2 separate regions of the Homo sapiens genome follow, and region 2 is linked to region 1. The links are chromatin contacts, found by Hi-C or POLR2A ChIA-PET in ENCODE. All regions are on one chromosome and are shown on one strand. The core of a region is the stretch at or near the end of the contact, and the rest is flanking DNA. Distances in the headings are between cores, read along the strand shown. Region 1 has its middle 200 kb from the start of MIR3125. Region 2 overlaps LOC100506474 (a long non-coding RNA gene).

The links. A loop is a pair of places that touch in the nucleus more often than their neighbours do. ChIA-PET counts read pairs that join two places held with the same protein, here RNA polymerase II (POLR2A). Pooled maps may share reads with other maps.
Region 2: a loop to region 1 is called in a pooled map, with 2.2 times the contacts of the local background. The contact joins two enhancer-like sites. A Hi-C loop is called at or near these places in 1 of 168 maps with a recorded cell type or tissue (endothelial cell of umbilical vein) and 3 of 50 pooled maps. POLR2A ChIA-PET finds 5 or more read pairs at or near these places in 1 of 52 experiments (Caco-2).

What each region holds. Positions count from the first base shown.
Region 1 is chr2:12,930,929-12,935,667 of GRCh38, reverse strand. No RefSeq gene overlaps it. Among named protein-coding and RNA genes, the nearest start is that of MIR3125, 200 kb to the right of the region's middle. Within about 2 kb of position 3,312, at least 2 of the 41 ENCODE cell types and tissues checked have a DNase peak (open chromatin) inside an H3K27ac peak, as active enhancers do.
Region 2 is chr2:12,963,335-12,968,640 of GRCh38, reverse strand. It overlaps LOC100506474 (a long non-coding RNA gene), which reads left to right. Exons shown (of 6, transcript NR_038434.1): 6 at 608-1,859. Among named protein-coding and RNA genes, the nearest start is that of MIR3125, 230 kb to the right of the region's middle. Within about 2 kb of position 3,045, at least 3 of the 41 ENCODE cell types and tissues checked have a DNase peak (open chromatin) inside an H3K27ac peak, as active enhancers do.

The sequences.
Region 1 (4,739 bases), core at 2,063-4,562:
TTGGCCCAAATCTGAGAAGGGTGTAAAAGCATATATGCTCAGTGAAAAGGGAACATGCAGGTTTTGACATCCAGCACTCATTCAGAGATACACACATATACATGCATTCACACACACACATGCATACATACAAGCCTGTAGAAAGAGAATGAGAGAGAGAGATGCTGAAAAGAAGGTAAAGAGGTTGCAGCATCAGTGACATCTTCCGAATCTTTGTCTTAGTTTTCGCTGATCTAACATGTTGGTTTCCATAGCAACCTAGTGTGGCCTGGATAACAAGTGAAGCTCATTTCAGAGAGTTCTACAGAGCCAGGCAGAGCATTTTCAATGAAAGTTCCTTCTTGTCTCCCAGGAACTGCAGTCACTGGATTTCAGGAGGTATTAATACATGTGAACTTGGTAACAAAGACATTCTCTAGCCTGGAAAAATAAAACTCCCTGCTCCTTTTAGTTTTGAGATTCTAAAATTAGCAATAAGAGAGGAAGGCTTTACAAAATCCATGTTATCCCTGCTTAAACAATAAGACAAATATTCTAAAACAAAGGATCATTTATCCTCTAAAGCGGAGATCAAATTGTTTTCAAGGGTCATGATCACAAGAGAGGGTGAAAAATTAGAAGAGGTCAGACTGGAGGAAAGGGTGGATAAAGATGACAAATTTTGGTGGGAGTGTTACAGAAACTTAAATTGCTGGTAAAGAGTTAAAGAGTAGATTGTACTAGTAAAATGTATAAATAGGTTTATTAGGTTCTTCCATAACTGATAGGAGCTATAAACTTCTACATCACGGAGATATAACTTGAGATGTCATGTAAGTTGTCTTTATCAAAAACAAGCACCTAAATAAGAAATCATGAATTCTATGGAGCTGTGGTGATCCCAATGTAAGAATACAGAGAAAAATCATTAACTTGCTCATCATAAGTTTGGGAAATTGGGGCTGGACATGAGGAACTGGAGAATATCACAGAATACTTCTCAAAGGAGACAAAGTCAGCAGTCTTTAAGGAGATGCAGGTGTTAGCGCCTGAGCAGGGGAAACCAGAGCAATGAGGAAGAATGTATCAGTGAAGGGAAACCATCTAGAAATATGTGAAGGTGAGTTGCGAAATAGCCTGTATGGGAACAGAGGTATAGGCAGATGGAATTAAACTGTAAAACAGAGTCTGAAGGGACGTGAATTTGGAAAGATAGGTAAGGACCAAAATGTGAAGAGTGTTTAGATTAAAGAGCTTCTACTTCCTGTCATCAGTGATAAGGACAGTTGGAAAGAGGTCAAATGCATGGCAGAGGCATGACCAGTGAGCCTTTAGACAGCCATTGTGACCGTGCCTGTGGAGAATGACTTGGACATGCCTGAAGCCAGCAAGCTGATATGCAGGTCACTAAACAGATGACACAAAAAGAAGATGACACTCAGGAGTAAGCCAGTAGTGGTCTGGAAGAAGACAATTGACATATTTAAGAACGGTGGGTGTCATTAAGCTTGTGTAGGTGAGTGATTGGAGTAGGTCGATTAGGAAGCAAAGGAGAGAGTGAGGTATCACAGAGACTCTCAGGTAATCATGAACTGGAGCATGGACGGGCTAGGAGAAGGACTTAGGGACATATGAAGTTAATTCATAGGCTTCCAAAGCTGATATTGCCTTTCCATATTGTTCTCATGTTCAGATTGAACACTAACAAGTCTGGATTTGAATTAAAATTATTTTTATGGCATATTTGGAAGGATAAAGTGTGAGATTGACCAGGATATTTTTAAGAAGAGTAATGAAAAAAGACTGGGATTATCATATTAAAACATCCTAAAGTTGTAACAATAAAACTCCTGTGGGATCATGCAAGGGAACCCAAGCAGTGAAAATATATAGAAAGTTAAGAAAGAGAAAAAAGTATTTATAAACATTGAGGGCATGTTGAGACGTTTGGTTTATTCATGAAGTAATGTCAGAACATCTGGTTACACTTCTGAAAAATAATGTGTAGTCCCTAATTTATTACCAAGTTAAATATTCCTATACTAAAATAAAATTTTAAAATATACATGTGTATATAAATATACATCTGCATTCTTATATAAAGGAATGAAAAAGCTTTACCAACTATGAATCCAGTTATTTACCAACTATTAAAAGAAAATATGAATAAATTGGATTACAAAAATGTTATATCAAAAGATGCCATAAATGTAATTGAAAGACAATGAACTGGCATAAAATCTGTAGTAATACGTAACAGCAAAGTTAATACTTTAAATAACTGTAGTAAAATGATACAAAAAAGTAAAACAAATCCTAGTGAAAAAAAATCATCAAAAAATGTGACTAGGAAAGGCATAAAAAGGATTATAAATATACTATATACTTATATATGTACATAATATAGAGGTAAAAAATTCAATCTCACTGAAAATATTTGCAAAGACAAAAAAAAATGGTGGCAGGAATGCTGGATTGTCAAGACTTTCCAGGAAACAGTTTAATATCATGTGTCAAAATAATACACTTTGACCCATAAATTCCATTTCCAGGCATCTATCTGCAAATAGTGCAAAAGAATTCTATTGCCATGTTGTTTACAAATGCAAAAATTGAAAAGAATCTAAATTATTCAATAGCTGGAAGTACTTATTTAAATTATGGTATATTTATACAGTGGAATTACATATCTATAAAAATGAAAAGTTATATAGGCATATTCCTCAATATAGAAAATCTCCTTCCAGGACACTAGATGTCAGCTACATGAATGCAGTTTTTATGTATTCTGTTCACTATCATAGCTCTAGAGCCTAGACTCAAGCACAAAGTACGCTGTCAATAAATACATTTTGAAAACATGTTTGTTAAACGTGGTAGCCAGAATTCTAAAATGCCCCTTGACTTTTGCCCCAGTGGCATTCCCAGGATATACTACATTACACAGCAAAAGGGATTTTGCAGATGTCATTATGGTTACTTATCAGTTGATCTTAAGATAGGGGAGGTCATCTTGGTAGACCTAACCTAATGGTAAGAGCCCTTTGAAAATAGGAATTTTCCCAGATAATAGTAGAAGAGAAGTTTCGAGAGATTAGAAGTGGGGAGAGATTTGACCTGGAGGCGGCTGTCCATTGCTGAGATAGAGGGTCATTGTCAAGGACCTGAGAGGAGCCTCTAGGAGCAAAATTGGTCCGTGGCCAGCACCCAGCAAGAATAAAAAAGGTCCTCAGTTTTGCAGTGACAAAAAACTCAAGTCTGCCCAAGACCAGAATGAGCTTGGAAGCAGATTCTTCCCCAGGGCCTCCAGATAAGAGCCCAGCTGGGCACATTATCTTGACTTTGTCCTTGTGAGATCCTAAGCAGAGAATCCAATCGAGCCTGCCTGGAAATCTGACCTGCAGAACTATGAGATAAATGGGAGTTGTTTTCAGCTAAATTTGTGATAAGTTGGTGTTTAGCAATAGGAAGCTAATAAATTAGACAAAATAAGAAAGTTACAAACAGCATATACAGTATGATTCCCTTTTTTGTTTATATATTCATGTATTTACGAGTTTATAGAAGAAGACCAACTGAAACATATGCACAAAGATGTTAGCAGTAGGGTTTTGGTTGCTAAATTAAATTAAATTGAACAGACCTAGTTTCATTTAACTAGTAGACATCTGGGAAGTCTGATACCCATGATTGTCATGGGCTAAATCTCGTGCAAATAAACTTAAGCCCTTTTCAAATGACACTTGACCATTGGAATTAATCTCTTCTTGCTGTTTGTTCACAGAGAAGTATAGTTCTGGCTGTGAGATCTCAAAAATCAGAGTTCAAATCCTAACTTCACTGCTTAGGAGGTTTTTAAACTAGGGTGTTTTAAATAACCTCTTATAGTTTTAGTTTCCTTCCATCTGAAATCTGAATGAGAATACTCACCAGTGAGGATCATTATGAAGATTCAATGGGATGATAAATGCAGAGGACATAGTACCACCATTACTAAGTACCTGGCCAACTCTGCCACCTACATTCACTAGTTGTTGTTCTTAACGCTTTGATAAGCATTGAGCTCCTTTAAGAGTTTCCAATTTGGTCTTTCCCAGGATCTTTCTGTGAGCATGTCATAGTATTCTCTAGTGTCTAGCACAGTGCCTGGCAAATACCAAGTGCTTAGTAACAACTTCTGGTTCAATTAATTCACGAATGAGTAAAATGAATATTGGTAAAGTTGAATGCTTGGCTCCCAAGACAATGCAGATTGCAGTCACACAGCACTACCACGAGATGTCAGTATAAATAGGAAAGCTCTACAATTCAGGACTATTCTGGACCATCTTCCCCATCCCTCTTCTAGGGCTCCCGGGAAAACACACAACTGCATTACTGAAGGCAGAGAGCAACCTGCCAGGACTTTGCTCACCTCTCTCCTATTTTCACTGTGTGGTTTAATGCCTTAAAAACACAATTCCTGATGTACAGAGAAAAAAATATCTCTGCTGAGCTTGCCCTAAATAAAGACCCAAGAGACCTCATTTGGGGCCACTTCTGTATGCACACCCTCTTTCCTGTCCCTGCCTTAAATCTACATTTTGGGCTTGGATAAGGAGGTGGTGCCATAAGGAAGAACATGCAGAGTCAAATTCTGATTCCTTTACTTACTAGTTGTGTGTGTGTGCAAGTTTCTCAACTTTTCTGAGCTTCATTTTGTCATATGAAAAAATAAGAAAACCAATATATAGAGATTACTGGTGCAATGTTGCAACCAT
Region 2 (5,306 bases), core at 1,796-4,295, 33 kb before region 1:
GAGAGTTTATTACTCCCATTTTACAGATGATAAAGCTGAGTCTCTGGGATATTACATTGGTGCAAAAGTAATTGCGGTTTTTGCCATTAAAAAAATGACAAAAAAACACAATTACTTTTGCACCAACCTAATAATTAACTTTGCTGAGATCACAAAGCCGGTAAGTGACAGAACTAGAAACAGAGTCTAGGTATTCTTGCTCTGAATCCAACATAATTGCAGAAACATCAGGTGTGTGTTTGCCTCCAAAATGTTCACCAGTCTTTCTTACCATTGTGGTATCTATAGATAGAGTTCAAAGGTATGAGAAAGGGTGTTTATGAATGGCTTGTTAATGGAGGTATGAGCAGAGTGAAGGGAACCGATGAGGCACAGCTACACCCTAGCTCCAGAGCCTGGCAATAGCGGGGAGCAGCTACTGCCTGTAGGCCTGGAAGGGAGAGAGGAGGAAGCAAAATTACAGAACCCTGGAGTGCTGGAGCCCTGAGAGAAGGGTGCCCCACAGAATCTGAGTGTTGGCAGAGATGTAGCTACTTTCAAGCCATGGGCCTGAGGCGGACAGGGGTTGTGTGGATAAACCCTCAGACTTCTCTTTTCCCTTGTTCAGTGTCCCTCTAGGTTCTCTGATTGGCTGAAGCTACTCTAAGCCAAGAGATCAAAGAAGCTGATAATGTAGAATGTAAGTTTGTCTCCTGGGCCACAATGGAAAGCAGAGACTGTAGCTGGAGGAGTGAATAGAGGATATGCAGCTCTGGTAATTCTCAGTACAATTCCCAGTGGTCCACTCTGCAGAATGAACCAAGTTCCATTTTGCCCAACTTCTGGCAGTCCACATTTGGACTGTGAGCTCACCTACAGATAAATCGTACGTGGATTGATGCAGTAACTGGATTTGTAGCTGCTAAATCTTATTTAAGTGAGGACCTGTCCAGTACATGTGAAGACCACCCATCCACTGAAAGTGATAAGTGAAGCTGAATCAATACTAGACTGAATCAATACTGAGCTGAATCAATACTTTCCCAATTTTGAGGAAATCTTGGAAAATCTCTGAGAAATGTGGTAGTAATTATTTTGAAGAATTGGAAAACTTTATAGCTGATTATGCTATGTGTGGAAGATACAACAGGATTATAAGAGAGAGAAGACAATATCCTTGCTGTGTCCAGAAGGCTTTAGCCGGGGTGTCCTACTGAGAGATGACAAACTTAAGGTTTTTCTCTTCCCAGACATTACTGGACAACTAGCTATGTAATTAGGTCTTATGCCGAAAAGACTGAAAGGAAAACATCTCAGATCTAGGAATGTGATCAAGAAAGAAGGCTGGTTAAAGAATAACATGGGGAAAATGAATGCAGTGAAATGGTTCACGCACAAGTTCTAGGAATTCAGAGTGCAACAGCAGAAATGCGATTTTTGTTAGATATTTCAGAAAGTGATGTGAGTCCCTGAGGTCATACTGCAGCGTTCAGGTTCTGTTTGGCCTCCTGCACGAAGCTTTCCTTGATTGGAAAAGCTGCATACTCTGAAGCACATCGCATGTGTCCTGTCTGTAGTTCATTTCATTTCCCCAGATTTGTTATCATCCACCATCACTCATACAAGCCTACCTTCTTCATGCCAACCTTTGTAATCTTTCTACCTTGCTAACCTGGTCATGTCAAGGACCAGCTAATAAATAGCAAAGTTGTACCTTGAGCCAAGGTATCTTGACTCTTAGTCCAGTGCTCTTTATATACCTCTGAAGTCTTATTTGAGCTTCAAAATTATGAGTCTGTGCTCTCAAGATTTTTTTGAAAATGTACTTAATGTTGCCCCTAAGCTTTTATGAGAAATAATAAAGTTCTTTCCAGATTGAATATCTAATAACTCCATTTCATTTTATGCTTTCTCATGTATGGATGTCTATAACTGGAATGCTATTTGGGCTACTGAGATATTTTCTTAATTCTCTGTTTTGTGTTAGTTCTTTTTGTTTGTTTATTTGACAACCATATTTTTGCACCTGAGATAAATCTGGCATTCTATTCAACTTCAATTTCAAAGAGAATCTGAGAATGTACTGGTAGAACGATATTTGAATACTAATATCTTGGAAATACAGAAATAAGTATCATACATTTTGTTACATTCTGTTTGTGTACAAATAATATAAAAATCAATGAATGAGAATTTCATATTTGAATTGTATATGGATTGATGCAATAACTTGATTTAGACAATACTTTTTATGAAGAAAGGTAAAAACAATAAAAATATAGAATTGCTTATAGTTTTGTAACATATATGGTCTAGATACTGTTTATATAACAACAATCCCAAACTCTCCATGCAATTCAGGCAAAACTTATTTGTCCAGATATTTGGCTTTACTGCAGTAGTAAATTTTCAATTTGATGAAATAGTCATTTACAGAAATGTAGATCAGTTATTTGAATTTGTTTGTTAATTCAGGCAAGATTGTTAATCTGGCAGTACAACTAAATATCTAAAGTGAAGCAGACCATGTTCTAAGAAATTTACACTTCATGTAGGTCAGATCATGTGATATGATAATTGTCTGCAAATATCTGAAGATATATCACCTGGAAAAGGGCCAGAAATATTCTCCTTGGCTGTAAATTTCAGGGATAGAGCTAAAAAAGCTGAAGTCAGAAGCCATCAGATTTTAGGTCCCTGCAAGCAAAAATTATCTAAAGAAATTGTTAAAAGCAGAATTAACTTCCTGTGGAAGTGGTGAGTTCTTTATCACAGGAGGTGTTAAAATAAAATGCAGATGTATCTCCTTCTATGATTTATACAATTTTAGTTTTGGAAGTAGAGATTGAGCTGCCTGAAGAAAAAACAGAATGTATTAATCACTGCTCATTTTCTTCCATGCTGTGTTCTAAATATATAATTAAACTCTTGTGTATTAACAAGCAAAGGGCTTTTCAGAAAAAAAAATTATCTCTGAACACAGAGGAAACCAATTCAACTGTACTCAGAGTAGGAAGGAAACAGACATGATGATCTCATTGTTGTATTTCTAGGAAAGATGAGTCATGCAGTCTGCTCAAATTCAGGGTAGCTGGAGGGAAGATGGACATCAATGATGCTTTCTTCCTTTTTAATAGAGACCAGGGTCTCAAGTTTCTTTTAAAATAAAAAGGAGGAAAGCACTTAGAAATTAGCCTAAATCAAGAAAATTTCAGAAGAATATTCTGGAAAATATAAGTATAAATAAATCTGTTTCAACTTGAAATTAATTGAATTGGGTGTGGGGTGTGCGGGGTGGGGGGCGCGGTGGATGGGAAGGAGGGGTCATAGAAACTATCCGAACTCACAGGATCTCCTGTTTCTAACTCTAGCCAGCCATCATCCCTGAGATCAATTTCAATTTCCCTTTGATTTGCTTGCAAGGACAAAGAACCAGTTCAGAGAAGTGAAGGGCTGGGAGGGAGAGGGAGGGGCCATAGGCAAAGGACACTAAAGCAGAGGCACATGCTTTTTTAGGAATAGCATTTTTTCAGTTGGGTAGTAGAGTATGGAAGCCATGGCTCTCCGGAAGTTTCTTTCTTTCTAAATGTCTCCAAACTACATGCCATGGTTTTATGATTCTATAAACTAGCATTCACTGAAAGTCCACTGTGGACCAGGCACTGTGAAACAGATTTATGGATGTGAAATTGCCAAGCTTCTTAAATGGTATTCAGTTTCTAAATTTTGAGAGAATGCTTTTGTGTTGATAGCCTTGGCCATACCCTTTCTACAAAGTTGGGGTACTTCCTACTACTAAGAGAAAGAAAAGGTAGTAATGTTGACCTTTTATAGATTGCGAGAAGATGTGAAAGTTACATTTTTCTCAATACTCCACTTGATCAAATAACAAGTTGAAAATATATTTTAGATTCTGCTTGCTATATTTGCTTGCCAAATTATCAGTCTTATGATAAAGAGTTAAAATCGGGGGTAAAAATTTAACAATATTTAAAGACAGTATCCATATAACTTTCCACTGAAGTCTTAGTAAATATTAAGTAGATTAATAAATTCCTGGGGTTTTTAAAAGGATTGTAATGTAGGTCAATACTTTTTTCTTGAGTTAGTAAACTCAAACCTAGCAAGGACAATGACTTGTTCAAGGTTCCACCTAATTAATACTTGGACAATTGGGTAAAATGTAGAAGTTATAGATATAGTAATATGTGCAAGGTATCTTAATTACATTATCGTACCCACTTGTAAAATTAGTTTTATTTTTATTAAAATTATACTTGCATATAATTGAAATTGTAGAACAGTTCAATAAAGAACGTTGAAAACAATTATTTTTAGTTCTCAGAGATACTCAGTTTTAACTCTTAATATATTATTTTTATAGCTTCTTTTATAGCCTCAAAATATGTTAATATTTCTACTCTTAAATTTTCAATTCTGGTATTTTGGTTTAGGGCCATACTCTGATAGCTTCCTGAGATGTGACGAGTAACATTGTTCAGAAATTAGATTTCTGATAGTGTCTTTACTCTATACTCATACTTAATTGATAATTTGCCTGAATATCAAATTCAAGGGTGAAAATCAACTTCTGAAAATGTCAAATACATTTTTCACTTTATTTTAACTTCCAATGTTATTGATGAGGAAGCAATGACATTTTGATTTTTGTACCAATTTTGGAAGTCCACTTTTTTCTGCATGGAAGCTTATCCTATCTTCTCTGCCATCAATCCTGAAATCTCAGATGATGTATATTGTGGAAAGCCTATGGCTGTATTTTCATCTGTTTTTCTGGGTGCATGGTGGGCCCTGTGAAAATTCTTATTATTCAGTTCTGAAAATACCTCTTGATTTATTCCTCGGATGATTTCCTTGCCTCTGTTTTTCCAGTCTCTCTTTCTGAAGCTCCTGTTATTCAGATGTTGAGAAATCTCTATTCCTCCTGTACTTTTCTAATCCTCACCTCCTATTTTCTACTTTGACTTTTTGTTCTAATTACTTAGCTGCTTCTTCTTATTAATCTTTTTTTAAGTTTTTTATTTCTGCCATCTTGTTTTTAATTTCCAAAGCTTTATTTAATTCTCTAAAAGTTTCTTTTAAGAACAACCTACCACTGTTTCATGAATACAGCATTTAAACAAATTTTCTCTGGTGATAATAACTTCATTTTTTAAATGTTTTCTTTGCCCTGAAAGGAGTCATAGTTTCAGTTTTCTCTAAGTTACTAAGTTTTTACCAGTTGGTTTTGTCTTCATTTCATATTGAATGCATTTCTCAGGACTGGTGATTCCTGGTGATTGCTGTTTAAAATCAGGGCACCAAAA